Regions from separate parts of the Mus musculus genome. Here region 1 is linked to region 2. Evidence: chromatin loops called from intact Hi-C (ENCODE). Cell type or tissue: left cerebral cortex. All regions are shown on one strand. Links, peaks and the distances in the headings refer to the core of each region. The heading gives the core; the rest is flanking DNA.

Evidence for each region. Hi-C counts contacts between places; a loop is a spot of excess contacts. Peaks named below come from ENCODE experiments on the same cell type or tissue, not always from the same donor. Only the 100,000 strongest peaks of a DNase experiment are listed, where the experiment ranks them.
Region 1: it touches region 2 in a loop (2.6-fold over the local background); 2 of 42 quality-filtered maps call a loop at or near these places.

What each region holds. Positions count from the first base shown.
Region 1 is chr10:58,804,408-58,820,261 of GRCm38, forward strand. Sh3rf3 (SH3 domain containing ring finger 3) reads left to right here and starts at 8,952. Exons shown (of 10, transcript NM_172788.3): 1 at 8,952-9,719. The coding sequence starts at 9,168. In left cerebral cortex, for the core only: CTCF peaks have their summits at 7,895 (motif pointing right) and 8,094; DNase peaks (open chromatin) are centred at 3,740, 6,861, 7,944, 8,359 and 3 more places; H3K4me3 peaks cover 4,163 bases; H3K27ac peaks cover 1,875 bases.
Region 2 is chr10:58,897,414-58,913,267 of GRCm38, forward strand. All of the region lies in intron 1 of Sh3rf3 (SH3 domain containing ring finger 3), which reads left to right. Among named protein-coding and RNA genes, the nearest start is that of Sh3rf3, 92 kb to the left of the region's middle. In left cerebral cortex, for the core only: a CTCF peak has its summit at 8,035 (motif pointing left); DNase peaks (open chromatin) are centred at 6,278 and 8,025.

The DNA of each region.
Region 1 (15,854 bases), core at 3,726-11,725, 93 kb before region 2:
TGGTTACCTATGAATCTCCTGTGCCTGGCACTATCCCAGAATCCTTTCAGCCTACACTATAGGTCATCAACTTTATTATCGACAGGTGCCACATCCATACAGACACTATTTTCTCCACAAGTGACAGTCTCAAGTTTCATGCTGTGCCTCTATGGTCACCTTGGTTACCATTTATGATTCTTCTCTTGTGAGGGCCATCAAATACACAAATGTCCCTGAGCTGGCTTTGAGAAATATCTCTGAGACCCTTCCTCACCCAAAACCCCCTTTAAAAAAAATCTATTCCTTGTGAATTTCGAACCAGTGTGTTTTGATCTTGAACAATGATCATATTCATCCCCACCGCAACTCCGTCAAGGTCCCCGCCTCTTTCCTACCCTCACAGGTTTGTGTTGTGGATAGCCCCGGGGCTAATTATATTTGATGTTCATTCTGTTCTCCTGTGAGGGGTTGTGAACAAGGAATGAGTCAGCACTCAGGTGATTTCCTGTAAACCTTCTTCCTACCTTAATTTGTAAAATAAAGGAGAGCTGATGATTGGGCAGATAAAGGGAAGGTGGAGCGGAAGGTTGAGGAGAGAGAAGAGGAAAGAAAATAGAAGAAGAAGAGGATGAAGAGAAGGAGGAAGAAGAAAAGCAGAGCAGAAGCAAATAGCCTGGAGAAACCGAAAATTCTAAGGGGCCTCATTGATGTGGAAGATGTTAGTGTGGCAGTAGATCTGCCCAGTCTAGGAGCATAGCATGTATTCATATTAATTGAGTTGTGTTTTCATTGCCGGGGCATATTTGGGTTGGAGATTTACTGCAACAAGTTTGTAAGTTTGTGTCTTCTTCCCCCCCCCCCCCCACCCGACACCCATCAAGTCCATTTCCTGCCGCTCATACATTCACAGAAGTGTGGCCTTCCACTGGACTGTGCTTGATCCACACACTTCATGTCTACCTTCCTTCTCCATTCTGAAATTTCGTCTGGATTGAGCTTGTATTGTGCTTGTGCAAGTTTTTACAGCTGCTGTGAGTTGGTGTGTAGCCTCCCTGTTGTGTCTAGAGGATACTGTTTCCCTGTGTTCATTTACTGCCTCTGCCTCTTACGGCCTTTCTGCAATGATCCCTGAGCCCTGGAAGGAAGGCTGCTATATACTCATTCTCTTTATGGCTGGGCACACCACAGTCCTTTGGCCTGTCGTGGGCTCCTGTGTGAACCACCATCAGCTGCAAACGGAAGTGCCTCTCAGAAGCTATCGAACACCAATAGCTGCTCAGCCAATGGTGGGAATTTGTGTCCATCCCCTTCTAGACACACACTGGGATTTTGTCCGCCGCGAGCTTGCACACGTCTTGTGCACACTGTCACAACTGCTGTGAGTTCGTATGTACACCTGCCCTGTTCTGTAAACCATGTTTGCTTGAAGCTATCTACCACTCCTACTTCTAACAAAAAGACACCTGAGCCTTTGTGTGTGTGTGTGTGTATTCCCACTTAGGGCTCCCAACACTCCATAGTCTCACACTTTCTGTGTGTCAACCAGCTGAGAGTGAGACCCTTCTCTTAATGACAACTCTGAGGAAACTCTGAGACGGCTTTTCTTATCCTGAAGTTCCCCTAGGATGTCCACTGAAGCACATGTTAAAAACAAAACAAAGCAACACAAAACCTGGGAATACCTTATATGGTAAGAAAGATCTATGTATTTAACTACAGCTCAGAATAAAAACACTCTCAGCACAATCAGAATTCTAATCTCGCTTCGGGAAGATGCAAATATCTCATCCATGAAAAGATTCAGTTTCTCTTCCTCATGAGATTGATTAGTCTGCATTAGCTTCCCATATCTCTCATAAAATATTTCCCAGTTTCTTTGCCAGGTATCATACCAGTATTTTTAATGATTGACAATCACCCTTGAATGGTTAGAGGTCTGCTTCTGCCAAGGCACATATTCATATATTAAATATCATTTAATGTCAATTATGCGGTGATTACTCTGGGAGCTCTTTAATACTGTCTTCATGCATTCTGCTTATGACTATAATTTAAATCAGGGATTTTCTTTACTGTGTTAAATGTCTTATCGGCGCAGTGCTCCACCACAATAGCTGTACTGTGCATGCAAGTTTAAGTGTTTTTAACATCCTGAGCCAAACTTAAATGAAAATGGTTATATCTCCAGAATAAAGGAGAGAATTTATTATAAATCTCTTAGAGATTGCAAAAGAGAATGCAAGCAATTTCAGGATCGTTTTTAACACTCAGAAAGACTTTGGGATATTTTTTTCCCACCGTGCTATGGAGACTGTGGTTGGTAGCAAGCATCAACAGTAAAATAACAGTAAAATGTGTGCTCTTCACAGTGGAATAAATGCTAATTGTTTGTTAAGATATCCTGGCTTAAAAATATAACTCAAATTCATTGCTCAAATTCATGTCAAAAAACTTCCTTAATTTTTCCATGTTTCTATTCCCCCATCTGATCGGATGAATCTTGGCAATAAGACTTTCCAATTGCAGGGGCCGGTCCCAAAGCCCAGCAGAGGGAGAAGTGGAGGTTGTGACCATTCACCCAGGGTACTCATGGGATCTATGCAGTGTGGCAATCCACCTTGCTACTGCCCATCTGTGAAAGATGGCTTGGATGTCCAGTGCATGTTTGGCTGGCTTGACTCAGCCTTACTCTAGGAGGGAGTCTCTCCCCTCAGGCCACCTTCAACCCAGAGGCCTTACTCTCCTCTCAGGCTACCTTCAACTCAGGGGCTTTACATGGTGGCACAGTTTGAGGTCACCATGGCACACTCAGCCATTGGTCAGGGGAGGCAAGGAAGGAAAGGTGGTCAGCCTCAGCTACCTGCTTTGCAGATCTCATGACAACAGTGGGACATTGGACCAATCTGCACTTTTCTTTGGGTGGGTGACTGCTGAGTGTTCTGAATAGTCTGATCTAGGGCAGGTCGGTTAAATAAACAGAATCTTAGGGAAGGGCTAAGGAGGCTGTGGAAAGGATTCTGCACACTAAGAGATAATGGAGGCAGTGGCTTTTGTAAAGCCACAAAGAAAGGCCTTCTGGGCCTCCTCTGCCTCCCTCCCACCCTTAGTAGCAGGTATGTTCTGCCTCTTCTTCCTCACATAAAAAACTCCTGCTCTCCCTTTCCCTGTAGCCTGACCTACACAGTAAAGAGGGGAGTGCCCCAGCCAGGCAGCACTCCACTTTGGATAGCACTCTCAACTTAAGTATTCAGTGGCCTGGGAATATAGCTCAGTAATAGAGGGCTTGCTAATAATGTACAGCATTCTGGATTCAATTTACACACGCACGTTCACACTTGCGCAAGCACACACACACACACACACACACACACACACACGCCCACATTTCAATGGTGAATAACAAATCTGAACAACTTGAAAAATGAAGCCTCCAGCCTTTGTATTAACGCACCCCTTGTACATTTCAATTAACTCGACCTTACAACTTCTATTTTGCAAACTTGAGAAATTGCCTCCGTGGCCAAAATAATATCTGTGTTAACACTGAGACACATCTGTAAGCCATTTTGTAACCCAAAGATGGGGTGTTCTAGGCAAGTGTGACTGATAAGACCCCCACTGCCAGCTAGCCCTTTCCCTCCCATCTTTAGCTTATCAAATGGAAAGGCTCCATTGCTATTTTCTGAGAAAAAACCCTGGCTTCTCTCCCCGCTCAAGTTCCATCTATCACCTTCAGTGAAATAACTTCCAGATTCACACCCCATCCTGACCGCCCTCCAGAGCTGTGTGTGACTCATACCCCTAACTGCCAGACGTCTGCACCTCCTCACCCTTCTGAAATCTCAGACCTGGTTCTGAAATAAAACTCACTTGATGGCCCCTTAAGCTGGTCCCTCTGGATTTTTTTTTTTTTTTTTTTTTGGGTCAACTGTAATCCTCTTGCATCTGATAACTGACCTGGAAGTGATAAATTGTGGGTATTACTGTATGCATTCAGCAAGTATCTATTGAGTGCCTACTGTGTGCACAGCACTCTGTGTATAAAAGTGGAAAAGTTTACAAACCAGAATCAAAGACTGAAACAACTCAGGTAGAGGAAAGGGGGACAAATCCCCTGTGTCAGCTGGAAAGGAAGGACACAGCCAGGATGCTAAGAACATGAGCAGTTTGCCAGATCAGGGGAAGGAGGTAATACAGATTGAGTGCACACCATTTGCTCTCCATTTTACACTCTGCTGGTGGGCCAGAAGCACATCCTAAGAGGAGGGGTGGAGATCAAGCAGTTAGCTTGGGAGGAACGCTGAGGACTTTCAGTAGGCATGTAACAGGGACATAGAGAGAACACAGTATGTAACCAATAGATCTACGAAGCCAGGCATGGTGGCACACATAAGCAGGAGGATTGTGGGTTCAAGGCCAGTACTGGTTGCATGGTATGCTGGAGTATGACGGGCAAAGAACCTAGAGTTTTGATGATCAAGGGCTGGATGAGGAAATTTTTAGGAGAGAAGGGATGGGGCATCCTATTTTCCCTTCTAAATAGGGGACCAAAGGCGATTGGTCCGTGTGGCGCGCATGGAGGTATAGACTACTCTGGCTACCACCTTTCACGTGTTTCCTGTGGAATTACCCTCAGACACGTAGAGAACTAATCTGTTATCACCACTCTAATTCTCAATCCATCTAAATTAACTACCATACTTACAATTAACAAGATGAAGCAAACATTTCCTTCCAATATGTTATCCAACCCCAGGGATTTCGAAGGCCTCAGACCTCTAAGGAGATGAAATGTCTAATTATCCCTTCTGTAGAAGCTACACCTGCCCTGGGCTTCCTGTATCCGTGAGGCAAATTCTACTCATGATCTACACAGCTCGTCTGTATGGTCAGCTCTGCTCTCTTGAAAGCATCTGGTTAAGTGAGGGGGGGCACATTTATCGAAGAAATGCTGTTAATTCATTCATTCATCAAGTAGATCACTTGGGTGTCTTTTCAGCAGAAAGGCCAAATGCCTACTGTTGCACTTCAACACAGTGACCACTGTCTCAGTTGGGTGCTTTCATTGGTCTCTGGCTGATAATCAAACAGGTATCAACTAGAATTCTCAGTCACAAATGCCAAATGGCAGCTTGGGATGATTTCAGAGAAAGGAATTGTTTTTAAAAAGTGGAGACAGCTCTATGATCAATAAAGCCGGCAGAGCAATGGAGGCTACAGCTGAGCTCATCACCACAGTCACGGACGGCCTGGAGATGCCAGTTGAATGCTTCTGCAATCAAGCAGGCGCTGCCGGTCTCCTGCCTTGTGATGTCGGTGGCTCTGGAGGCTGCATCTAAACCCCTCCTGCCACCTGTCAGAGCATGGCTGGTTGGAGAAACACCGTTAGATTGGCTGAGCCTAAGTCACATCTCCCCTCTTTCACTGGAAAAACAAATTCCTGTCTAGCACCAAGTGGAGAATGTAAGAACCAAGGTGTTAGCGTCTTGGTAGCCACAAGCTGCACAGCTGCCCCACTCCACTGCCTTTAAGATTCTTCTTCTTCTTCTTCTTCTTCTTCTTCTTCTTCTTCTTCTTCTTCTTCTTCTTCTTCTTCTTCTTCTCCTTCTCCTTCTCCTCCTCCTCCTCCTCCTCCTCCTCCTCCTCCTCCTCTTCCTCCTCTTCCTCCTTCCTCCTCTTCTTCTTCACCTTCTTCTCCTTCTTCTTCTTTCTGTCCCTTGTAACTCCGTGGCTCAGGCCTCCAGCTTCCTTACCACTTTCTGGTTCCCAGAATTGGAAACAATCTTGCAAATGAGATCTGACAAGTCCGAGGTCTGATGGGACTCTTTCCTCCTGTATCACAGCCTGTAACCTTACATTCAGGCATCTGAAGACTTCATGACTTTCCTCTACTGCCAATGCTAGATGGACGACACATGTTGGCTCACAGTATTCTGGTGGTTGACTGAATTCCCAGCTATTTTTATATGAATGGCTGCAAAGCCAGCTCGTCCATCACTGACTTACATACTTGGCTTATTGAACATGTGAAACTTTAGCCAAGAAACCTAAAACTGTATTCGTAATGCTTCAACTATTTAGGCCACACCCTTGAGTTTTTTTTTTCTTTCAGACTATACTGGAATACTTCAACCAGAACTTGCGAACTGGAGCTCTTTGGGCTAATTTAGTCACATATTTATTTTTGGTTGAATTTGAAAACAGAATTATTTGTCGACTGTTCAACATACTTACAGAAAGTTAGGCCTCTAATTCTCTTAAAAGACAGGAAGATGTCGCAATACTTGACATCGTTTCTTCAGAACAGTGAATGAGAGATTGCCACTGTCAAGGAGTCGTCTTCCCTTGGAAGGTGCAGGTAGCACATCACAGGGTGGAATCTAGCTGCTGACCTGATTTGCATGCCCCGCCCAGCCTTCACTCGACTTTGGCAACTGGGGCTGACAACTGTGGGAGTGGGCTGTGGTGGGTGCTGGGGCTGACCGGGATCACAGGAAACCCAGGCACTATGGGTCCAGTAGCTTTTCATTTATCCATCTTCACTGTGGTTGTACATAATGAGGGACTCAGAGGACAGACATGTCCTGGGCTCTCAGGACATCTTTTTGCTTTCCTAGATGCTTGTTCTGGGAACCATACTTCCTTTTCTGTGCCACTTCCAAGGGTGCTGCCAGATTTCATACGGTTTTGCTTCTTTCTATAGACACCACCTCAGAGGACAGCTGCTGCTAGCTCAGGCTAGGTTACAGGACTTTCAAACTTCTAGTAAGACCATGAAAGTATCAGATGCCCATCTTGTCAGTGGGTGATGCTAATTTCATGCTATACTGCTGGATCCAGTACAAGCGGCAGTCATATTTTCTATCATGCGGTGACTGGTGCCCAGCGCACGGTGGAGGGAAGGAGGAAGCCACCACATATACAGGGGAAGAACATGGCTTAGGAGAATCTGCCTGCACTAGTCTGCCCCAGCCCTTAGCCTGTAGTCCCCTAAGATTACTTTTATTTTGCACCTTTTAAAATTCTCCTAAGCTTTATTTCTCTCTTGCATCCAAAAGCACTCAGGCTATATCATCATGGACAGCAACTTTGTTCTTTGTTCTTTGCACACACACCCTTTCCCGGGTCCTGATCACCACTCATAAATCAGGCATTCTGGACCCTCTCACAATTCCCCTTGGGTGTTCCTGAGCAAAAGTCACTCACCTCCCTACCCCCTTCATAACAGACAATAGACAGACATAGGCAATAATAGACATAGACAGACAATTCTATCTTATACCCTTGCCAATACTTGTGTAAATGATACAGAGATCGGCTGGGACAACTCTATGCTCCTGGGAATTTCCAGAGACTAGCAGTCTGATAGGAACTCAGGATATCTGGAATTGGGGTGCTAAATACTGCATTCAAATCATCACTGGATGAGATCAAGTCACTCTTTCGATCATTCAATGGATATTTACTAAACACGCCGTGTGGAAGATACTACTACACTGTAAGGGACACGTGGCTTATAGGCAACCGCTCTGCTACCATGTGGTCTTTTTGCATTTGGGTTCTGTGGTCACAAAAACCACATTTAATAAAATGGCTTCATAATAATGAGAATCAATTTCCTTACCCGTGTAATGAAGTTAAAGCAATTATTTCACAGGGTTGTTTAAGAGCATTAAAACAATGCAGATATTATGTTGGCATTTAAGTATCAGCAAAATTTTTTTCTCCCTAAAAACGAAGAAAAGTGACATTCAGCTTCACAAACAACAGGGCAGCCCAACCGGCAGGAGGGGCATCCACACCACTTTGGATGCTTGCCCTGGCATCTCCCAGCTGTGCATCATCCAGCTTTCTGGACCTTTGCCTGTGCGGGGCTCGAGAGCGTTGGGAACACGAGGGGCCCACCAGGGGGCAGCACACGGTAAGAAATCTTGTACACCGACCGCAGCCCACCGCCAAACTTCCCTGCTGCTCCAGGTCCTCGTACGTACTTCCGTCGCTCTGACGCTCCCAGAACCCCGGGCATCGGGAAGGAGCGCACATTCCCCCTCTTTTGAGCCTCCCGAGGAATATTTGGAGCTGGGTTCATCAGAGCTCACCAGAGCGGGCGCTGGAGTCTTTCACCGCGCCGCCAGGGGCGCGGCGCTCGGCCAGGGTGTGCTGGCGCGTGGGCGGCGGCGTCAGTCACACATCAGTGATTCTGGAGAGGGCAGCCGGCTTCCCGAAGGAGTAGTCGCGGCCCCGGCAGCCCCCGACCCGGCCATCTCCAGCGACTTCCCTTCTCGCCTCAAGGGACACCCCCGCACCTATACCCACAGCTGTCACTTGGGCATGCTGGCAGGAGAGGGGACACAAGCAAGAGTGCTCCCTGGAGTCGTCCAGAAGGATGCCTGGGTGTCTGATGCGTCCTCCGGCTGCTCTCCAGCGCTGGCTAAGAAAGCAGTCGGGATGATGCTCCCAAACTTTCCTTCGCGGAGGCGTTGAGAAGAAACGTCCCTTCCTGAAGCTCGCGGAGAATCCAGAGTCTGGCGTCCAGAGGGGACAGGGCCAAGCCTGCGCAGGGGAAGTTCTCCGGAGCCCCGGAGGTGGCCTAAAGGGAGAAGCTCCAAGGCAGGAGAGGTGTCCGTTTCCCAACACCCCCGCAGTGACTGTGACCTCTGCGCGTCCCCCGCACATGGTCCCGCGACCCAGGGACGAGATCCGGCTGAGCTAGTTGAGCAAGGCGGCGGTGCTCTGGCAGCCCGAGGGCGCATGGAGGCGCCGAGGGGGGCGGTGCGGCTCGCCTGCGGCGCGGGGGAGCGTGCACGCCGCGCCCCGGTCTCCCTGGGGACCTGGCCGGCCTCTCCCTGCACTCCCCGCTGCTGGGCTCCCGGGCGCGGGCGGCGCGGCAGCACAGGTGTTGCCCGCAGCGGCGGTGCGCGCGCGTAGGCTGATTGGGCTCGGCTGGCTGGAGTTGCCTCGGGGCTCCGGAACTCCGGTGCCTGCCTCGCGGGCAGGCTCGGCGTGTCACTTTGCAAATCGTGGAGGCTAGTGCCTCGGGCTGTCAGCACGCGCCGCGCGGGGACCGAACCCTGTTTATTGACGGCGACTGCCCGGGCTAGGCGCAAATGCCCGCTCTCCTCGGCGGGCCGGGCTCTGGCTGCTAGACTTAGGCGGCTCGCTGGGCCCGCGCTGGCGCCTCCCCCATGCTGCTTGGGGCGTCCTGGCTGTGCGCGTCCAAGGCGGCGGCCACCGCAGCTCGGGGCGAGGGCGAGGACAGGCAGGGTGAGCAGCAGAGGGGGGCCCAGGCGAGGACTGAAGAGGATATGGACGAATCATCGCTGCTGGATTTGCTGGAATGCTCTGTGTGCCTGGAGCGCCTGGACACTACGGCCAAGGTGTTGCCATGCCAGCACACCTTCTGCCGACGCTGTCTGGAGAGCATCGTGTGCTCGCGCCACGAACTACGTTGTCCCGAGTGCCGCATCCTGGTGGGCTGCGGTGTGGACGAGCTGCCCGCCAACATACTGCTAGTGCGCCTGCTGGATGGCATCCGCCAGAGGCCCCGCACGGGTGCCAGCCCGGGGAGCAGCCCTCCCGCGCGCCCGGGCCCCGGTACGTTCTCAGCGCTCGCTGGTGGCGCTGGAGGGGCGACAGGCAGTCCCCCGTGTTCTCCGGTCTTTCTCTCAGCGGCCGCAGGCAGCTCTACCTCCAGTTTGTGCGACGTGGCGACTAATAGGAGTGTGCCAGTGGCTAAGGTAAGAATGTATCCCAGTGACATGGCGCCACTGTGTGGGAATGTGTAAGCTTGTCCGCACGTGTATGTGCAAGTAGTTTGTGATTAGAAGTAGAGGGACTAGCCGTGGATCCCCGTGGCCCACTCGTTTGTTTTATTCTTCTTTAACAACTTCTCTGTTTCCCAGGGACTCTGCCTAGCTGTCAGTTCCTACTTTACCAGTTCTTGACTACATCCCATCACATACATTCCTCTGCCCCACATCCTTACTTCAAACTTCTTGTGGGCACCTTAAGTCGCTTTCCAAGCTCAGTCCTTACATCTTCTCCCCCAAACCTGTTCATATGTGAGGCAGAACCCATCCTCTCATTAGGTGGACATGCCATCTGTCCTGCCGTTCTCTACCACTTCCATTTTGACTAGGCTGGCCGGTCCTGTATGTCTGTCTGTTGATCCATACATCCATCCACTCATCTATCTTTAACTTTGATCACCCCTCCAATTCTCCAGAAACAACCATCTTTTGCCACACCTCCTCAGTCCTGCTCTTCCCTCTCAGACCACCAATTGGGGACTTATTGCTTAATGGTTCACTGGTTCTGATCGCTGACCGGGAGTTAGCAGTCTCTTGCTGCTTAGCCGTGGAGGACAGGGGAGAGGGCAAAGTGGCAGACATTGCCCGGAGAGTAACTACAGCTGCCCCAGAAAGAAGGACTTCGCCTAAAATCTTCAGGAACACTTACTCTGTCTTACTCTTAGGCTTGGCACTCTCTAGTCAAGCTTTGCTTGTGGGCTCTTAAGCAGGGTTGCTTTCCCAGGTGGACAGTTGTTTTTAATTTTCGTTATTAGATTTAGCACGGCCGCATTATATAGACTTCACGACTTCTGTTTTTGCTGGAGGACGTTTTGTGGATGGCTGAATTTGAGTTTTCTATGGATCAGGAAGAGAGGGTCGGCAAAGACATGCAAGGAGTATGCATGCCTTCTTAGGATGGTCACTGAAGGATCAAAATTGAAATTTGGCTTTTAATTGTGATTAAATCTAGCCATTTGCTTCATTGGAAGTTCAGAAACTTTTCTTTTTTTTTCCTTTTCCATTTTTAATTAGGTATTTAGCTCATTTACATTTCCAATGCTATACCAAAAGTCCCCCATACCCACCCACCCCCACTCCCCTACCCACCCACTCCCCCTTTTTGGCCCTGGCGTTCCCCTGTACTGGGGCATATAAAGTTTGCGTGTCCAATGGGCCTCTCTTTCCAGTGATGGCCGACTAGGCCATCTTTTGATACATATGCAGCTAGAGTCAAGAGCTCCGGGGTACTGGTTAGTTCATAATGTTGTTCCACCTATAGGGTTGCAGATCCCTTTAGCTCCTTGGGTACTTTCTCTAGCTCCTCCATTGGGAGCCCTGTGATCCATCCATTAGCTGACTGTGAGCATCCACTTCTGTGTTTGCTAGGCCCCAGCATAGTCTCACAAGAGACAGCTACATCTGGGAACTTTCGATAAAATCTTGCTAGTGTATGCAATGGTGTCAGCGTTTGGATGCTGATTATGGGGTGGATCCCTGGATATGGCAGTCTCTACATGGTCCATCCTTTCATCTCAGCTCCAAACTTTGTCTCTGTAACTCCTTCCAAGGGTGTTTTGTTCCCACTTCTAAGGAGGGGCATAGTGTCCACACTTCAGTCTTCATTTTTCTTGAGTTTCATGTGTTTAGGAAATTGTATCTTATATCTTGGGTATCCTAGGTTTTGGGCTAATATCCACTTATTAATGTGTACATATTGTGAAACTTTTCTTTCTTGCCCATGTTGCTTTTAATCTAACATCAGAATTAAAGACTTGTATTTGCAAGATCTGTTTGTTGCTTCCTCCTGCTTCGGTAATTAAATGACTTTTGGAGCTATGATTCTGGTGAGATGCTTGGGCCTTTTGACAGCTGCTGACAGATGAGGGTCCAGCGCACCTTGAGGAGTTGTAGTTGGCTTGGAGCTTACGGAAGCCTCTGATGGGGAGAAAGGCACAGCCTCAGAATTAGCTCCTGGACTAATTCTGTTCAGAGCATTCCTTAGAATTTGTCTGCCCACAAGGTGGGAGCTTATAGCTTTAGCGTGAGTGCTTGAGTATACGGAATTCATGTTTGGACTTGACAATTTTGAGACCCCAGTTGATTCTGTGTGGCCACGTACTCCATGGTTTAGGATATCCCCACTTCTGGGAAATTGAGAACATGTTTTCTTTTTGTTGTGTCAACTAGAGTGCAGGCTTTCCCTCATAGTTGTCTCAAAAGGACTAAGTTCAGGTTCTGGGGAACAGCCAGAATTAAGTCTAGTGGTATTTGATTGTGTTTAGAAAGCAAAGTAGCCGAGGCAGAGGTTTTAATATCTGCAGCTTTTGTTCCCTGGTTTCCAGTAGCCATTGGGTTCTCTCTTGGTCAGCTTTCCGGCCTTGTGTGCTTCCATTACACTACCACTGTGGGGTATTAGGTCTCGATGAGCAGTCTAAGGGACAGTGATGGATGTGACAGGAGGCAGAGACTGAAAATGTGTGCTATGCAGGTGTGAGCCACCTGTAAGCTGAGAAGACAGAGACGAGCTAAAATCGCTTCCAAATGGGCTCTTGGTACTCCACTGTCCCTGAACTGATTGTCCCTGTACTGATGGTTCCCAGTGAGGCTGCACTCTAGATATTGCTGCGTGCTGTTTAATATGCTGTTTATTGATCTGCTGTTTAATAATCGGATCCCCATTCCATCATTTTAACAAACACCAGATCTGACTCAAAAGTAACCATGAATACATCACATTTTTCCTTTCTTAATTGGAAGCTTCTCAGATCTTTTGGGCTATAGGAGATACATAAACTTTTATATTCTTAACTCAGTTACAGCTGAATTAGATGTAAAATGTACTGCATTAGGTGTAAAATGTACTGAGGTTTTCTGTTTGGTTTCATTTTGCAGGTCACAAATGGAATGCATCCTTCTGAGCAGGGTAGGGCTTGGCTGTCATCAGCACACTTAGAGTCCCCTACCTGATAAGCAGGGCCTCTTAACTCTGTTCTCACATGAATGATTTGAGACGAGGCTTTAAAAAAAAGATCAGTTACTGATGCTGCTCCTAGAAATTTGTACCAGGTTAGGAGTGGGATCATTACATAGTTTGGGATCATCAATCGCTTCATTTGCTGGTAAATACTGTCTCTGTGCGGTTTCTTACAGTGATGTGTAAGTCTGGCTTTGATGATAACTGTAAAACTGTTGAAATTACTTGTGCTGATCATAACAGAATTAATTATGTCATTCTATTTATTATATCATTTATATCTTTATTATTTATATAGTATATAATTAATGTGTGCTGATTTTCTCAACTTTATTGTTTTGAAAGTTTTGAGAGAGAACTTTAATGTTATATATAAAACCCGAACTGTTATCAATTGGGTTTTATTAGGGCAGTCTAAGAGTTACCTTGGTGGGGATGTAGCTTGGTGACACAGTATATGTCTAGTATCCCAGAGATTCCATCTACAGCAAACTAATCAACAAACAGATAGACAAGGATTCTGCTGAAAGGCTATCATGACTTCAAACTGAGTCACTTGGAGATTAGGTTTTTAATGTGAAGGATTTAATAAAGACTTAAGTATGTGATGATTCCTACGTTAATGAGCATTTTTATTTTTGAATGTTCTTTGTCTTTATTTGGCGTAGAGAGAACCTATTGACTAGTTATGTTGTGCCAGTAGGTCATCTTGGTCTCTTGTTATGGACCTGGCCCAAGGAAGTGGGAAAGAGAGCTGTTCTTGGCTCTCAGGAGGCCGCTATGGGCACTGGCTGGCATTCCTGCAGCACTCCACGAGGTTTGAGAGTAAAGATATTTTCTCAGGCTAAAGGGCTGTGGAAAGTTTGACAGTTCCTTTGATGACATAACAGTAGGCTCAGTTGCTAATTAGTTTGTTTATATCATGTCTTCCCACCTGCCCCTCCCCTTCCTCTGTGCTGAGCTGGAATGGATGGTTAGGTTTCATCCATGGCTACATATGTGTGGGCCTCATCCATGCCAGCCAGGTACCGAGCCACTGAGTTTCACCATGGGCCTGCATTGTGTACCTTTTTGGCTTTGTTGTTGTTGTTGGTCTTGCTTAAAACAGGGCCTCCTGAAGCACAGATTGGCCTTGAATTGCTTATGTATCTAAGCATCATTTTGAACTCAACTTCTTGGTGTCTCTCACCTCCTGAGTGTACTTGGATTCTGAGAGAAGCCAGATAACCCAAAGGGTAGCAGACAGCTGGTGACCTGAGAGCTCTGCCTGTCTGCTCAGGATGCCATGAGGGTGAGAATAGTACTTCAACAGTACTTCAGAGACAGCAATGTTTGCTGCTTGGTTTTTTTTTTTTTTTTTCTGGTGGTTTTTAGTGGATAATCTAAATTACCATTCACTTCGAATCTATTGTACACCATGCCTTACAGGATATTTTTATCCATTTTTGTTTAAATGTTTTGAGACATAGTTTCACTGTATGGTCTATACAAGCCTTGAACTCTTAATCCTTCTGCCTCAGCTTCCAGGGTTCTGGTGTTATTAGACTGCTATGTGCTGCCATGTGTGGGCTTTCTGTTCTTTACCAAAGCTCTGTGAGGTAGCTGGTTAATTGAATACCGGCGAGACGCACTTTGGGTTGAGTGTGTAACTGGCTTTGAGGTGAGAGGAATCTTCTTATTCCACGACAAACTGGCTAACTGATGGACACGGTTCCAACAGAAGTAGCACTGACCTCATTATTTGGTTCACCCCAAATCAAGGTCACAGATGCTCTTCAAGCTTAAGGCTGCTATTTTACAGATGTGGGAAGAGTCGTAGAGCATTACAGTGGCGGGGACGTTCCTTCTTCTGTTGCGGTTTGAGCATAGGTGACAGGTAGCTCTGTGCAGTGGTTTGGCAGCTCAACAGGGGTTGCAGGGGTCAGGCAGACCAGCCGGGCCTAAGCAGTCACACATGTCCACCCTGCTTTGCCACTGTGTCGCTTTTACCTCCAGCCCCAAACTAGCTTTTGAGAAAGGCAGTTGCTGCAGGCAGCACCTCGGCATGACCGCAGCTAGGTACAGAGAATGGAAAGGCTCTCTAAGTGGACAAAGTGTGGTTTGGTCACCTTCATATACTTCCCCTTGCATCTTGGGACTGATGCTGCAGTGTAGCTGGGGACTTTCCTCTCATCATCTTCTCCAGACCTGAAGCCCAGGACCTCCCCTAGGCCCTGTGGGAGTCCTTACTGAAGGAGACAGAGGAAAGGGGACTCTGTGATGCCCAAGGGTGGCACAGAGGTCAGGAGCTCTAGCACAATAGTTTTAATTCTACCTTCCCTATTTTCTTATGACCTGTCTGGAGCAAGTAAGTTACCCACATCACTAATGAGGTTTCCCTCCTAGGGACCCTGGAGGGATCCAATGGACCCTGCTAGTGAGTACATTTGGGATACTAAGTTAAGGGTGTATGTGGCGAACTATTTGTGCATATGGACAGGTAGGTCTCTCTCTCTCTGTTTGTATATGTGTGTATATGAGTGTGTATCCATGTGTACATGTATGTGTGTGTGTGTGTGGTGTCACTGGTGTCACACTTTGCCTTTAGGTTCAAAGACATCCTGTGTTATGGAGATTGGGTCATGGAGCATCAGTGAACATAGAAGCCCAATGGTTACTGGAGTGTTCTTCATGTTTTCCACTGCCCCATCCAGGTTTTATGTCTTATCACAGACAGTGGCCCTGATCTTTATAAGCATCATTAAAGTGAAGAGTAAGAGCCCAGTGACAACCAAAAAAAGCAAGACTACCTGTGGCTTTAAGTGAGACTGCAGGGGAGGACCATCACAGGGGAGGATCATCGCAGGGGAGGACCATCTTGCTGAGTTGTGGCTTCAGCTGGCTGGCAGCCTCTCCTGAAAGCAAGCCTACATCCTTGATCTGAGGGAGTGGGAAAGCTCTGCAGTTGCCTGGGACTGAGCCCCTCCTGTGGTGGGGCTGAGCAGAGTCCCTCCAGCCATTTCCCCCTGTGAGCATCCCTTCCATCATTTCCCCCTGTGAGCATGGCTGAATTGGTTCTCAGTTATGTGGTTGTTTCTGATGAGTATTTCCGTTCGATCTCTATTTAG
Region 2 (15,854 bases), core at 4,174-12,173:
TGCCATGAGCCTGCCCTGGGGCCACTCCTGTTTTGGTTTTTGAAGTTTTATATTGGCAGACATTCTTGATGTTCATAGACACATGTACTGGTTTTGTGTGAATGGAAGTTCTTAAGTTTAACTTACTCGACATTTTAACTCAAGGGAATATGGCTGAAAAGTTATTTTAGTGTGACAGGCATTGATGTTTTTCATGGCAAAAATAATAGTTATTACAGTCCTCTAAGCTTTGGGTTCTTGGACTTTTTCTGTCCTTAGTGGCTTTCTTTACTCCCCGCAATGTCCCCAAAGGTTTGGCTGTGGTTCAGTAATTAGCGTTCTAGGAAAGGTGCCTGAGTAGAGTCATGGTCTTTCTGGAACACTGGAAGCCCCAGGGAAGCATCTGGCTTAGCATTGGGTGGGTGGGACAGAGGTGGGAGGCTCGGGCATGGGTATCTCAGTGATAGTCTCCCGGCAGCTGTGCATTCACTCCTGAGCATCACCACGTGAACTGTATTGCACGTGGCTTTAGTTCTTCATGAAATGGTCATTATTTTTAAATGTTTTGATATATTGAGACTAGGTACCAGGCTTAAGTGTCTGTTCCTATTGTGAACAAATTAAACTAGATAATGGTGGACCTGATTTAGAGAGGTTATAGCTTTACTTTCTTTCCTTAAATGTGACAAATATATATACATGTGTGTGTGTGTGTGTGTGTATGGATATGTGTATATGTATATACACACGCACACTTTAACAGAATGTAATAATGGAATGTTTCCTGGGACAAATTGATAGTTAGATGCAAATGAAGAAAGCAAATCTAATTCCAAAGAAGAAATCGGAGGCAACATACTAAAATGTGCCAAGTTTAATTTCTGCATCTACTGTTACATATTAATCAGCTACTAGGACAAAGATACCTTAGTAGAGAAATAAAATTTTCAGGAAAATTGAGGCCCTGGGGAAAAATTATACCCATTGCTGTTTAGGATTTTTTTTTTAAAAGGTTAAATCCAGAAGTGAAACTCTTTAAAAAATGTACACTGTGTATGTGTGCACACACATATGCCTGTGTGTGTGTTCATGTGTGTGCCAATGCCTATTGTGTGTGTGCATGTATGCACATGTGGTGTGTATATGTGAGCACATATATATGCCCATGCTTACCATGTGTGTGTGCACATACATGTGTGTGCCCATGTCTACTGTGTGTGCGTGAATACATGTGTGTGTGTATGTGAGTGAGCACATGTGTGTGCCCATGTCTACTGTGTATGCGTGAATACATGTGTGTGTGTATGTGAGTGAGCACATGTGTGTGCCCATGTCTACTGTGTATGCGTGAATACATGTGTGTGTGTATGTGAGTGAGCACATGTGTGTGCCCATGCCCACTGATGTGTGGGGTACTCTGGGAGGTCAAATGTCTCTTCTCATCCTCTGCCTTGCTATCTTGAGGAGGGTCTTTCCTAGAACTAAGAATTCACTGCTTGGCTAGTTCTTAGAATCAGCTTTTCTCCAATTACCCTCCCTCCCTCCAAGAAAAAAACCCACTTGTTTAATATTTATGTTAATTGTGTATATTTATGAATATACATTGTACTCTTCATAACATCTATTTCCATAAGGGTATCTTTTCATAGCCAATTTGATATATTAAAAGAATAACAGATATTTACTACTTTTTTTTTCATATAAAAGGTTCTAACATCTTTAAAAACGTATTGAGGTTCTAGACTAAATTTTCAATTTTGTGTCATTAAATAGAAACAATACCATAATACAGCCAGGTAGACTTGTGACCATTAACATAATGGAGTAGCTGTAGCTTCCACTCAGGTCTGGATCTGTGGGTCCCGAGGTCTGTGCATTAATGGTTTGGAAGCCAGCGCGGTGGTAGTGGGAAACGGACTCTCAGGAGGCTGAGCCTAGTTGGGGTGGGGGGCGGGTGGCCCATGGATTTGTGAGACTCTGCCTTTTGGATGGGTGTGCTCTCTGGTTTCTGACTTTCCTCCCCCACGCACTTCGAGATGCTGCTTATCCAGCCTAGGACTCGAACGTCCAGAATGTGAGCCAAAATGAGCCTTTCGCTTTATTAACTAATTGCCTCAGGCATATTCTCATAATAACGCACTGCTGACGAATACAGGGCTTAGTGTAAACAGTTTCAGAGTCTGGCAGAGGGAGGATTCATGTTTTCAGAGCATACCTGCGGGAAAACTCTTCAACTTTCAAAATGTAATGTTTACAGTTGGAATTATCTCCTTCTGTTTGGTTTCCTGAGACATTCCTGTGTCTGCAAGTGTCTTTTACACCTTTCAAGTTTTATATTTATGAGTGATGGCTATCCCAATGTTCGTGGGACTGAGGGGTCCCTGAGCACAGCCTTCCAGGACTGGAACCTAGCTAATTACTCTGCCCTCAGGGAACTCAGAAAGATAAAATTCATTGGTTCTGATGGAGATTCTGACATTTAGCCTTACAGCTTGTGAACATATCTTTTGACTATTTTTTTGTGGCAAGCAAGAAATGTGCACAGAAAGATGCCCTGAGTTGGCTGTGTAGGGGCAGCTCCAGGAGGCAGGTTCTGCTGGCTTGAACCATCAAACTTTGTGCCTCCCCTCACCTTTTTTTTTTAAAACCATCAGGATCCAGTGTGTGCTGCTTATAAAGTCTTGGATATGTGGTCATTCACTGTGGCATGGTTGATCTACCAGAAACTACAGTTTTAAGGGAAACTGAGTCTTCCTAGTCCAGCAGCTGCCAATTGCTAGTTGTTCCTCCAATAGGGGTGGGAGTTTGTGTCTACCTCCCATCTTCATGCTGGGGTTTTGACTCCCTTCATCTCCTACAGGTCTTGTACACTCTCATTTGTGTGTGGGGCCACCTCTGTCACCACCTCTGGCTTTATACTCTTCCTGACTTCCTCTTCTGAAATACTCCCCACGTCCTGGGAGAGGGGCTATGCTGTAGATGCCCCGTTAGGGCTGGGTATTCAACAGCCTTTTGTTCTCTGCACTTTGACTGCCTGTGCAACTCCATGTTAATTACCGTCCCCTGCAAAGAGAAGATCCTCTGGTACGCTGTGATAAACAGACCCATCTATGGGCATAATGATAAGCTGTTAGAAGTCAGTTTAATACTTAGTCCATTTAGCACAGTGTCCTGGCTAGGTATTTTATTTTATTTTATCTTATTTTATTTTATTTTTTGTTAAGTTGACCCAAGGTTGAGTTAGCTGAGAAGATGGAGCTATACTGAAATGATGCCTTCCTTAAATTTGGCTTGTAGCCAAGGGCTTAATTAGTGATTGGTAAGGGAGGGTTCAGCCCACTGGGGGTGGTGCCACCCTTTGGCGGGCGGTTCCTGCATGATACAAGAAAGCAGGCTGAGGGAGGCATAGAAGGCAAGCGGGTGAGCAGCACTCCTCCATAGCTTCTGCATCAGTTCCTGCTTCCAGGTTCCTGATTGAGTTCCTACCCTGGATGACTTCCCTGGATGGTGGAAGCTGGAAGTTGAAATAAATCTTTTCCTCCCCTGTTTGCTTTGTCATGGTGTTCATCGCAGTAAGAGAAACTCTAAGATACAGAATACTAGTATTAGGTTCTGCCTGAGCCTACGACCTGTCTAGCCACGGGGTCTTGGCCCTGATATGAGTGTGAGCTATGATTTCTACTTCTGGAATAGACCTTAACTTGTATTATTCCCATGAAGTATGTGTCTACGGTTGCGCCAGTGATCTTGTTTCATCAGGCCAGTCGTTATTTTAGCTGACAGGGCTTGATGATGGGTACACTTGGCGATGGCTTTTCTCCTCTGATAGCATGCACTTGCAGCATCTTCCATGGTTATGGGGATATTGAGGACACAGGCTCCGTGTCAGTGCCAGCTTGACCTTCCCATGTTCTACGGCTCAAATGCATGGCATCTTCAGCAGTAGGATCTTACTGTCACGTTCTGGCGGGTGCGTCAGAGCATCGGCAACAGACTGTAGCACTTGGGAATCTGTGGGACCTCTCTGGCTACCAGCCTGGAGAGAGATGATACCTCCTCCAGAATTGGAATTGTTTTGGCTATCCTGGGTCTTTTGTGTTTCCATATGACTTTAGGACTCTCTCTCTCTCTCTTCTGGGAAAAATTAATTTTAATGTCGAGGGGTATTGTATTGGACCTGTAGGCTATTTTTGATAGGATGGCCATTTTTATGATCTTAATCCTACTAAGCCATAACAATGGGAGGCTTTCTATTCTCTGGTACCTTTCGGTGCCTTAAGGTTTTCATTATACAAGCTTTTGGCTTCTTTAGTTAGGTTAATTCCAATGTATTTTTATTGCAAACAGTATTATTGCCTTGTTTCTTTCTCTGTATGTCCTTTGTGTGTAGGACGGCTGCTCATTTTTGTGTGTTATGCTTGTGTCCTGCCACATTGATATGGATATGTATTAGCTGTGAGAGTTTTCTAATGGCATCTTTAGGGTCTATAGATCCATATCCTCTGCAGTAAGGATACTTTGACTTCTTCCTTTTCCATTTACATCCGCAGACTCTCCATCACTTGTCTTATTGTTCTAAGGCTGCTTCTTCTTCTTCTTCTTCTTCTTCTTCTTCTTCTTCTTCTTCTTCTTCTTCTTCTTCTTCTTCTTCTTCTTCTTCTTCTTCTCAAGCAGAATTGTTCTTTAATTAGATCAACTGAAGGACAGACATCGGTCTCCTCTACAGTGAATAGTGTGACCACCACGTGGCACAGGAGGCTTAGGATTTTATGGGGCAGAAAGGGGAACTTTTGATTGGAGGATGCCATCTGCGGGTCAGTTCCCTTGCAATCTCAAAGTGGTAGATGCTAGTGGCTGTGGGATATTGATGGGATATTCCTTATGAGAAAGTCCCTGATCCTCACAGCCCACAGATGCTATCAATCAAGACTGCTCGCTGCCTGGGGATTTCAGTCCACCTGAGACTTTGAGGTCATTAATCCTTTATTCCAGACCCAGAGGACAGAGAAAAAGGCAGGGGAGGTGGGGCATATTTTCTCCTTGGTTGATTCCGGCGGGAGGGGGGAAAGTGGAGGGAGGGATAGTGTCTGACCCCAGGATCTAGAGCCATGTAGATTGGGCTGACTTCACATAGCAGGACATTCTGACTTTATCAGCTCTGGTAAATTGTAGGGTCTAAGTTTTTTTGAGAGCTGGTGAGACAGAGAGGTTAATTGCTATAAAGAAGCCTTAAATACAACTGTTTTAGTTCTGGTCCTGAAAAAATGCCCAGAGTGGTAAGAAGGATGAGTTGGGTGGTCCATTAACCCACTTTTTCAAGGGTCACCCCAAAGTGCTTGCTGCTGGGACGGTTGACTCTTGTCTCTGCAGCCCCCTCTGGCTTGTATGCCTGTGTTCCCACAGGCTGTCTGGACCTCAAGGGGCCCTCTCCTATGACAGCAGCATTGGCACCTGTCCCTGGGCCTCATCTGCCCTGTCATGCTCCCTGAGGCTCAAGTGGACACTCTGTGATGCTACTCTGCAGGTCGGTGGGTGTCCACAGACAAGGCTTCAGCAGCATCCAGAGAAACACTTCAGGATATTGACTGATATTGGTCCCTATGGTCCTGACGAACCCATTTCTTTTGGATAAACTGCAGCCTGTGGAACTGTGGTGCAATGCTGGCTCGGGTCACAGTGGAGGCTTGGATGAGTGAGCACACATTGTGTGCACAAGTGCAGCCCTTGCTTCCTCTGCTGGTGGCACGTCCCGTTCTTGAACAAGTGTTGGTGACTCTTTGGGATCACTAAGTGGTTAACCCATGTGAAGGTTTCTCATTAGGGTCTGTCATACCAGGGCTGTAGCAGGCTCCACAAGGCTCTAGTAGGGACCCTTCAAAGAGGAACACAGAGTCTGGGATGCTGGGAACTTAACCCTGTCAGTTTTGCCCTTAAGCAGCAATATTGTGATTTGCTTTCATTTTAATGATTGGGGTGAAGGGCTGTGTAGTGCTGAACATTCCATGGCTGGACAAATATCCTATCCACTGACCCAGTATCTTATTCCCAAAAGGGACAAAGCTGGCAAAGTCATTCTCTCCAAATGACCTTGGGTGTTGCTTTTTTCTACTTGCTGTAAGGCCTGTAATTTTGAAAATGATAAATACAGTGAACCTAGATGTCTGAACATCTTTTAGAAACCATTGGAACAACTCCCTGCATTAAAAAAAACTCTGTTTCTGAGAAGGCAGGAAGAGGCTGGCTTGTGGTGATTTTTAGTGAGGTCCCATCTGCTCTGGGCCTTTAGCTGACTTTCATCCTCCTGGATGAAGAAATATGACAAAGCGAATCATCCAGTGGACCTGATGGCCTGCTTCAATATGAGACTTTATAGAAAAATACGGCTGATAAGCTGTCCTTCCTTGTGGCTCATGTGGGCACATGTAGAAACATACACACAGACACCCACAGAAACACAGACACACACAGAGAAACACACATATAGGCACACATAGATACACACAGAAATACAGAGACATAGACACACAGAGACACATACAGGAACATGCACAGAGAAACACACATACAAGCACATATAGACACATATACAGAAACACACACACACACACACACACACACACACACACACACACACACGTCCAGTTGACTTCTGCACCAGAGCAAGAATAACAGAAACAACTTCATGTCTTCATTTTGCACTCCAGCTTGTAGTGGGCATTTGGCCCTCTTGGAGCTTGTGCTCTGTGCGGTTCTTTCTTTACCCTAAATGTAGACACAGGCATCAGTCCCTCACATCTGCATGTTCCACAAGTACACAAGCAGCCGCCCATTGCTAAATAATATTTTTGAATGTGATTGCTGTGTCTTCCTATCTACAGTTAGATAGGAGCGAGGGTTCTTGGTGTGTTTTTGCACAGAAGGTTGACTACAGAGAACAGTCATATACTGTACATCTCAGAAAGGTATGAGGAAAGATTTTGATGTTTCAGAAGGTAAATGTTTAAGTCAGTTTTAACATGGTGCAGTGTATTTATGCATTGAAACACTGCACAATGCTCTAGTATATGTATAATTTTCTGGTATATCAATTTAAAAAATATTTTTTAAAAGTCGAATTCTTCCTTAATTGTTTTGGCAATTATGTAGGTCATTAAAATGCTTGACTTTTGGGAGTCTATAACATACTATCTTCTAGTTTTATAAGATCATAATCTAAAGGCAATACTTTCTGTCCATTTGCCATGCACATTTAAAAGACTGATAAATAATATAAAAGGTTTCTAACTAGCTAGATTAATTCATAGTAGGCCCAAATATGTGACAGACAATTTTTTACCATTTGCATATATATTGTAGGTAGATTTATGGACAATATATAATTGGAATCTTTATAAAGCTTCAATATATTTTCAAAGACTTAGAGGCACACCATGACACAAAATTGTTTACTAGATTTATAACGACATAGACACTGGTGTTCTTGGTATGTACGTTGAAAAGATATGTTAACTGTTTTGATGCTCTATGTGGAACCAGGATTGTGGTGCAGGTATATGTACAAGCAAAGAAAATTGTAGTATTTTATTTTATTTTCTATAATAGGATAGCAGGTGTTCCCTTCGGGAAACAGGAGAGTTAGGACCAAAGACTAAAATACAGGAGGCTTAGCACAAACAACTCCCAGGGCAGGCTAGTGGCAGGTGTAGGAGGCAGCACTATGGGCTGCTTCGAGAGTGCTCAGGACTGCCAGCTTCAGGGGCATTTGCTGAGGGCTTACTCCAGGGCTTCCATTGCTCTTCTCAAGTCTGCAGTGCTCACTGGTTATCTTTTGTTTTCAAAGTCTTCCTTTATACATCTTCTTTGATGTTAATGTTTACTCAGTGAGAGGGCTGGTACCTCTCTCTCAACAAGGGGGTGTGGCTCAAGGACTCCCAGGTTCCAGTGCCCAGCGTTCTATCAGTTCTAGTGCCATCAAACCATAGTTCCTAGTGTTTCTCCTAAAGGTGTCTGTACAGAGACGGGAGACACAGTGGCCTCTTTTGCCAGAAGAATCATGTTGCCCCCCTGTGGACGCCTTTGTTGTATAAGAACAGTCACTGCAGTGGAGTCTTGCTGGGGATGTCTCAGTGTTGTACTCGGAGTCCACAGAAGTCCCCAAACCTCCAGCACCCCTTCAATTCACCTCTCCATCTCTTAAAGTATCCGTCATGGCTGGAAGTTCCTCGTGCTTGGCTGACCATGAGAAGCTTGTTTAACAGGCAGCCTCCGGTCATTCATACTTTATATGATTAGGGGAAAAAAAGTCAACTGTTCTGGTTTTAAGTTCTGTGGCATTGAAGGGAACAAGGGTTGGAGGAGCCTGTGCATAGTTTCTGTGTCTGAGAGCTAGCCAGACAGGAAACTATAAGCTTCCCCACAGTGTGATGAGAGGGGGCTGGGAGTGGCAGACTGACCTATGCTCCCTTTGGCCACTCAGGCCAGAAAAGATGACCTGCCACTGTTGCAGTAAATCTCCAACCCAAATAAGCTCGGGCAATGAAAACACAGCTCAGCTAATATAAATACATGCTGTGCAACTAGATTGGGCAGAACTACCACCACACTACCATATTCCCCATCTATGAGACCCCTTAGAACTTGCAGCTTCTCCAGGCCATGTGCTTCTGCTCCTTCCTTCCTTCCTTCCTTCCTTCCTTCCTTCCTTCCTTCCTTCCTTCCTTCCTTCCTTCCTTCCTTCCCCTCCTCTTCTTCTTCTTCTTCTTCCTCCTCCTCCCCCCCTCTTTCTTTCTCTCCCCAAACCTTCAGCTCCACCTTTCCCTCTTTCTCCACCCAATCAACAGCTCTAGCCTTTATTTATAAATTAAAGTGGGAAGGTTTACAAGAAATCACCTGAGTGCTGACTCATTCCTAGTTCACAGTCCCTCACAGGAGAATAGAATTAATATCAAATACAATTAGCCCCAGGACTGTCCACAACATGTCACCAACCCATAGGACATTCTCTTTCTTTACCTAGCATGGAAGTTTCCTGAATTACACTGCTCCAGCTTTCTGCCTCAGTCTTCAGAAACAGCAAACAACTCGTTGTATAGAAGCTAACATTGGGAATGTGCCTTTTCTGTCAAGGAGGTACAGAGCTACTTTAAATGATAGTTTTATTAGAAATATGTTTCCCGCTTGCTGCTTTGAGCATAGACAGAGTATACTGCGTCTCCAACTCCAGAGCTGGCTCTTGGCTCAGTGTACATCACTGCTGCAGTAGTCCTCTGGTTACACTGGCCAGAGCCACCACTGGAAGCATGCATATCTGCATGGCTGTGCATGTGCACACATATCTGCATGGCTGTGCATGTGCACACATATCTGCAGGGCTGTGCATGTGCACCCATATCTGCAGGGCTATGCATGTGCACACATATCTGCATGGTTGTGCATATGCACACATATCTGCATGACTGTGCATGTGCACACATATCTGCATGGCTGTGCATGTGCACACATATCTGCAGGGCTGTGCATGTACACACATATCTGCATGGCTGTGCATGTGCACACATATCTGCAGGGCTGTGCATGTGCACCTTATTCTCACCTTGTCAGCCTGCTGTCTTTGGCTCCTCTGGCAGAGTTTCCCAACCGCTGGCAAGCAGGCATCAGGAACAAACAAACTCCCAGACTGGTGACCGGTAACAGACTCCATCAGCCTGTCCCCATGAAAGAATAAATCCATCTTACCAGTCTTGGCACAGATGTCCTTAGGGTCAAGAGCAAGCTGTAGATATGCACAGGGAATGAAGTGAATGCCCTAATGCAGCTAGGCAGTATGGCAGTTGGCAAGGGCTTTGTCCCCGTGTTTTGAAGTAGCTGAAGCATGAGAGGATCACATAAGCCTAGCGACACCAGGGCTTTTGTGAGAGCCTCTGGCAGCCTGTGAGACCTGAGCTGTCTGTTAGTTCTTGAATGTGGGCAGAGCCTTTTCTGGGTCAACAAGACAGCACACTCCTGCCAGGCCAGTGTCAATCATGTGGCTTGTCACAGCGGCCAGTCCTTTTGAGTGATACAGGGATACTGCTGACTACAGTACGATATGTTGGACTGAGCATGCAGCATGCATGCTAGGGGAGAATCCATATGGGCACTTTGCAACTGGTCTTCATTCACCTACAGGTCTGCTCTGGGACAACCACTCAAAGCTGGGGTTCCTAAAGACCCAAGAGGAAGGGAAGCTTAGGATACTTGAATCTTCCCAGTTCAGATTTCTTCTGGGTAGTATGTCTCAGAGACTGTGGACTGTCCTTAGACTGCTGGTAGATCATTGTCTCTGACAGAGAGACTGCCCTTGCCCAGGACCCACTTGTATCTACTTCTTCCCAGGGTACCTCCAGTAGCTTCTAGGAATGTAAGAGCCCCCGAAGCCCATCACACCTTTTCCTGTGGAGCCTCATTTATGGATAGTGTCTTAGTTATTTTTCTGTTGCTGTGATAAGACACCATGTGCTACGGACTGGCCTCAGTCAGCCCCCCTCAATCCATGGGAGAAATCAGGGTTCTGGTTACAGGTGGGCAGGGAGTCAGCGAGGAGAGTGACAAACAGACACGGACACAAGGAAGTGTGTATCTGAATGTAATTTGTCTCAAAGCGAGCACCAGTCTTTTAAGTGACTTTTACACAAAACAGAGGAAGGCATACAAAAAGCTAACAGAAACCAACTGAGATAAAAATCAATGTTAACAACTGGGATCAAAAGCAGCCCTACCTAAGGTCAGCTTATTCTTAGAAGCCAGGGGTAAGGGCTTCACGCCCTTGCCATAGTTCCAATTCTAGTCTATTGTATAGTCCACCTTCTCCCTAGGCATTGTAAATTCCTGTATATGGGAGTGACTCAGCTATCTATAGTTCTAAGTATTTACTCTAGTTCCTTCTTAGACCATAACCTTCCTTCTTCCTAGGTCATTGGAATACTGATGGAGGCTAATCTAACTTAGCTATATGTCAAAATCAATCCTTAGAGGCACTTATAATAAAACAATATTGAGGGAAAGCACACAGATCCGTTCACCGACTAAAGCAAGGACATTGGAGCATTCGTTTTACAGGATGCCACTGTTCCAGGAGAGTAAGTTTCTGTGAACTTTTCGCCTCCGGACTGCATCCAGGTTTCTAGGCCTGTCACTCAAGTCACTACTGGAGTGGATGTAGCAACCACGAACAAGGCAACTTAGAGATGAAAGCATTTATTTGGGGTTTACAATTTTAGAAGGTTAGAATCCATTCTCATCACGGCAGGGAGCATGACATCAGGCAGATAGGCGTGGTGCTGGAACTGTAGCGGAGCATTTACATCTCAATCCACAAGCACTAGGCAGAGAAAGAGAGATGCAGAATGCTATATAGATAGTATAGTCTAATTAGCTCAATCCTTGAAAGGAAGAACAGTGTTGCTTATCTTCACAATGCAGAATGGCCAACAACACTGCTCTTGTGCATTGAGGCCAGGAGTAACTGGAATAAGCACATTACTTGAATAAAGTAATCTTGTTTATTTCTGAAAAAAAAAAAAAACTCTATATTACTTTCAAAGCATGGTTGGCTCTAGCAATCTGACTCTACCTCTGTGGGAACCTAAGTCACAGGGAAGGGGTGACAAGAATGATTGTGGTTCATTGGTGACACATAGACCTCATTAGTCTTCAAACAGCTTTTCTCATTTACTTACTGGCTTGGGAAGATATGATGTGTACTGGTATGCAGATGCTGATGACTAGGGATGCCCATCATATCCAGACCCTGAAACTTAAGCGCACGCACACCCAGCTCCACTGACCTTAAAGAGCCTTTACTCCAATGAAAACACGGTTAGCAGCTGTAGGGTTACCTGGGAAGAGATGCGGGTAAATGAGTGGTGGCGAATATTGTTAACAGGTGTGAGACAAGCCTTAGGGCTTTTCTTGATTAGGTTATTTGAAAGTAGAGTCGTACGTGTGGGAATTACCTTCCTCTGGTGGCCCAGATGTAGGAGATCTGTTGGAAAAGCTTCGTTTTTTTGTGTGCTAACCTTTACATCCCGCCGACTTATTCATGTGCTCTGTTCCTGCTGTGGCCTCCAACACCATCTTTCACTGACATTGGAACCCAGACTTTCCAGCTTTCCACTGTGACATGAAGGCCATTGCTGTCCAGAAACCTTCCAGGCAGGCTTTCAGCAACAGTTTGGAACTGCTGCAGCACCCAGTCTCTTACATTGAGCAGATACTGGGTTCTCAGCATCTTGGAGACAGTGTAGAGACAGCCATTTTTGGACTACCCAGCTGGTATCATGTAAGGCAATCTAATAAGTCCCTATTTGAATATATGCTCATTCTGTTGGTTCTATCTTTCTGAAGAACCCTGACTAATACCATGGAAAGTGACTTTTTGTGTTTCCTCCTGAAATGCTGTTCTCTAGAGCACATTTCAACAGTTTAGTCTTTCTTCTTGGTAAAAAGATGTCCATCATGTCTGTATCAGGGATTTGCCTCAAGCTCTGCTTTTGAGCAGCCCTGCCCATGATCACCAGCCACAAAGGACAAGTAGCCCTCTGTGCAGTGTGAGCAGCCTTGGAAGGCTCTGGAAAGCAATATGGTTTCCTTTTCCCTTGCAAAGAAACATCTAGGAAGGCTCTGATTTTCTTGTGGAAGGACCAACATAGACATCCACTAGGCGTCAGGACTAAGAGTTAATATGGGTGGGGCCAGATGTAGTTGACAGCCCATCAGTGTTTAAAATGATTGACTGTGAAAAGAGGAGACTGCACAGGAGGAGGAAGACGACCCTTTGTGCTATCCTTTCTCTTTACAAACTTCAAAATCCAGATGTTGGGGATGAACACTTTAATACTAAAGCTAAGCTAGATACTAACCGTAAGGCTAGGGATACAGGACTTTGGAATGATGGGTGTCACCCCATATGGAGACAGTCTGATTTTGGCTCTTATTCAAGGAAGAGCCTCACCTGTGGGAAGCCACATGTGCCGTTGCAGGGTGGCGCTGGCCACCACGCATACATAGGCAGTAAAGTTTTTTTTGCCAAGATGAGGTTTTGAGAATTAACCAATCAAATGAGAGACAAGTTAACCAATCAGATGAGAGACAAGTTAACCAATCAGATGAGAGACATGTTAACCAATCAGATGTGAGACATGCAAATGAGGTGGTAAGCATAACCCATGCATAACCAATCCGGGTGTGAGGCACGCCTCTCCTAGGCCTATATAAGCAGCACCAGTTCTGGGCTTGGGGTCTCTTCACCTCTGCAATCCAGCTCTCCCAATAAACGTGTGCAGAAGGAAAGAAAAAAAAAAAAACTTTACTGCCTATGTATGCGTGGTGGCCAGCGCCACACTGCAGGCACATGTGGCTTCCCACACTCACCTTCAGATGAAGTGATTGATCTGAGGGTCCAGGAAACCCAGGGCTTTGGAAATGGAGGAGGGCCTATTCCTCTCCCCTTTCTTCTCTCCAGGTGGTATGCACAAGTGCATCTGTGCATGCATGCGTGTGTGCACCCGTGTGTGTGTGCACATAAATGTTCTCGCATGCATGTACATGTCCTGCCTCTGTGCCTGTCCTGTGATGTTGATTTATTCTGACACGATATGTCTCGTCTTTGGCTGAGTCTGTAGCCACAGATCATCTGATAGCACCTGGAACATCTGATGAGCAGTTGTAGGATTGTTTTATGAATAAAAACCTTAAATTGTTTCAAAGAGATTAACACCTAATCCTTTTAGTAAGTCCTAGTTCTCCTAGGGGGCTGGAGAAGAAAAGGGATAATGAGGTTGTCATCATGCAATTGAGTTACCAAGAGACACTTTCACGGCTAGACAAGCTCAGTCATTCTAGGGTGGTTGGGGATAGAAGGATAGCTGAAATCACCCACTGGGCCTGGGGAAATCCACAGGAACAGAGAAGCCACAGTCTCTTATTTGCTAATAGGACCCATTCAGTGGTTTGCTGAGGGGCTCTCTTAAGCCTGGGTGTCTGTGGCAGAACGTAGGGACAGAGTGACCTACATTTGAGGATGTTCTCATAGTTCCATTCATCTGTCCCTTCTGGCTGTCACCACTCTCATTGCTTTCCCAAAGAAAACAAACGTTTCACCCCAAGGGTAATGACAGCAGGGCCCTATTCCAATGTGAGGAGCGAGTGAAGAGTTCACAGTGGATTCCCTTCACTACCAAGGACAGCCCTGGAGCCCATTGCTCAGAAATAGATTGGGAAGCTTCCATTCTTTGGCATTTGCTTGTCCCATTAGCAGTATAACATGAGATGGCTAAACAGTGCTGGTGGTGTGTGTGTATGTATATGCGCTCTCGCGCCATGTGAGCCCACAGGAAGTAGTCTGATTGATTTTGTATTATCAAGTCACCTTCCACATATTTAGAGTGAAAAGTCTACTGCTATAGACAGTTTCCCACTAAGGATGCAAAATTGTATACACAAATTAGATAGTATGTTTATTTACAAGTGTGTACAAATAGCCACTTTTAAATTTGCAAGCTTTCATCTTTATAAGTCTTTGAAATGAAATTATGATGCCTGAATACAGATGTGAATAAAGTCCTTGGTCAGTATCAAAGTGTATTATCAATTAACACACCCTAGATTCCTCTGGTTTCTCATAGTAGTGGTAACTTCTACTACTACTACTATGTAGTGATAGTATAGTGATAGTAGTAACTATCAGGGAGTGGGTGGTCTGAGCTGGAGCCACTCCTTGACAGTTATGCTCCCAGTATGTACTGGGACTCTGGAATAGTTTTTACAATGGGTCCTCTCTCCAGATAGGAAACACACGCTTAAACAGATGAGAGAAAGCTTTTCCTTACACCCTTAAGAGAATCTGGCCAGAGAGCAGTGTCTAAGCACAAGCTATGAGCTTAAGGAAACCAAGCAGACCCAGGAGACAACCACTGTATCTCAGGAAGCATTGTGAGTCTTTTCACTGGGATCCTTGTAAAAGAAAACAAAACTCCATCTAATTTTCACAGGTGAGAACCTGGCCCATAGCTCTTGTGTTTGGCCACTCCCAGTTCGGGTAACCCCCTAGGGAGGGCTCCTTACCACAGCTGTTAGGGTGGGGTGAAGCTGGAGAGCCTGTGCTCTGAATTCTGGGATGTTTTAGTCCTGCTGAGGGACCCTCTTCTCTTTCTCACATGGTTCTATGTGCTCCTGCTTTTAGGAAGAATCACTCAGAACATGGAACGCTGGTCATGCCAGTATCTGCAGAGGGCAAGTCCACTGGGGGAAGGGGAGGTGACAGTGGCAGGGGGAGCTCAGGGAGCTACTGCCACCACACTCCCAGGTCTACAGGACAGACAATTTAGTGTCCTGGTTCTTGGTCTTGTTTGCCTGGTCTCTCCACTGTTCTCTATTGATATCCCCACAAAAGCCAGAGGCTGGGTTATTTCATAAAGAAAGGTTTCCTTATTTTAGTTTTTGAGGCTAAAATCCAAAATTTACCCTGCATGTCTAATTTCTGCTGAGTCCCCACCCCAACTATATCACATGGTGCATGTGGCATTGTGGTGGGAATGCATGGAAGAGGGAGAGTTTACATAAGACAAGAATAGGAAGTAATCAGGGGTCAGGCTCACTCCTTTATAGCATTTTGCTCTCTAGTGAGCCAACCAAGGTCTCAAAGAATGCTTTAAGTCTGTCCAGGGACAGATGCCTGAATGTCTTAAACTTCTCCTTCCAGGCCCTACCCCTCACAGGTCCATGTCAATATCATTACTGAAGGTCAAGTTTCAGGCCCCTGACTCTGTGGGGGCAATATTCAAACCCTATCCAAATGTAGCACCTGTTAATGTCCCTGAGACCCTGAGCCCTAGCCC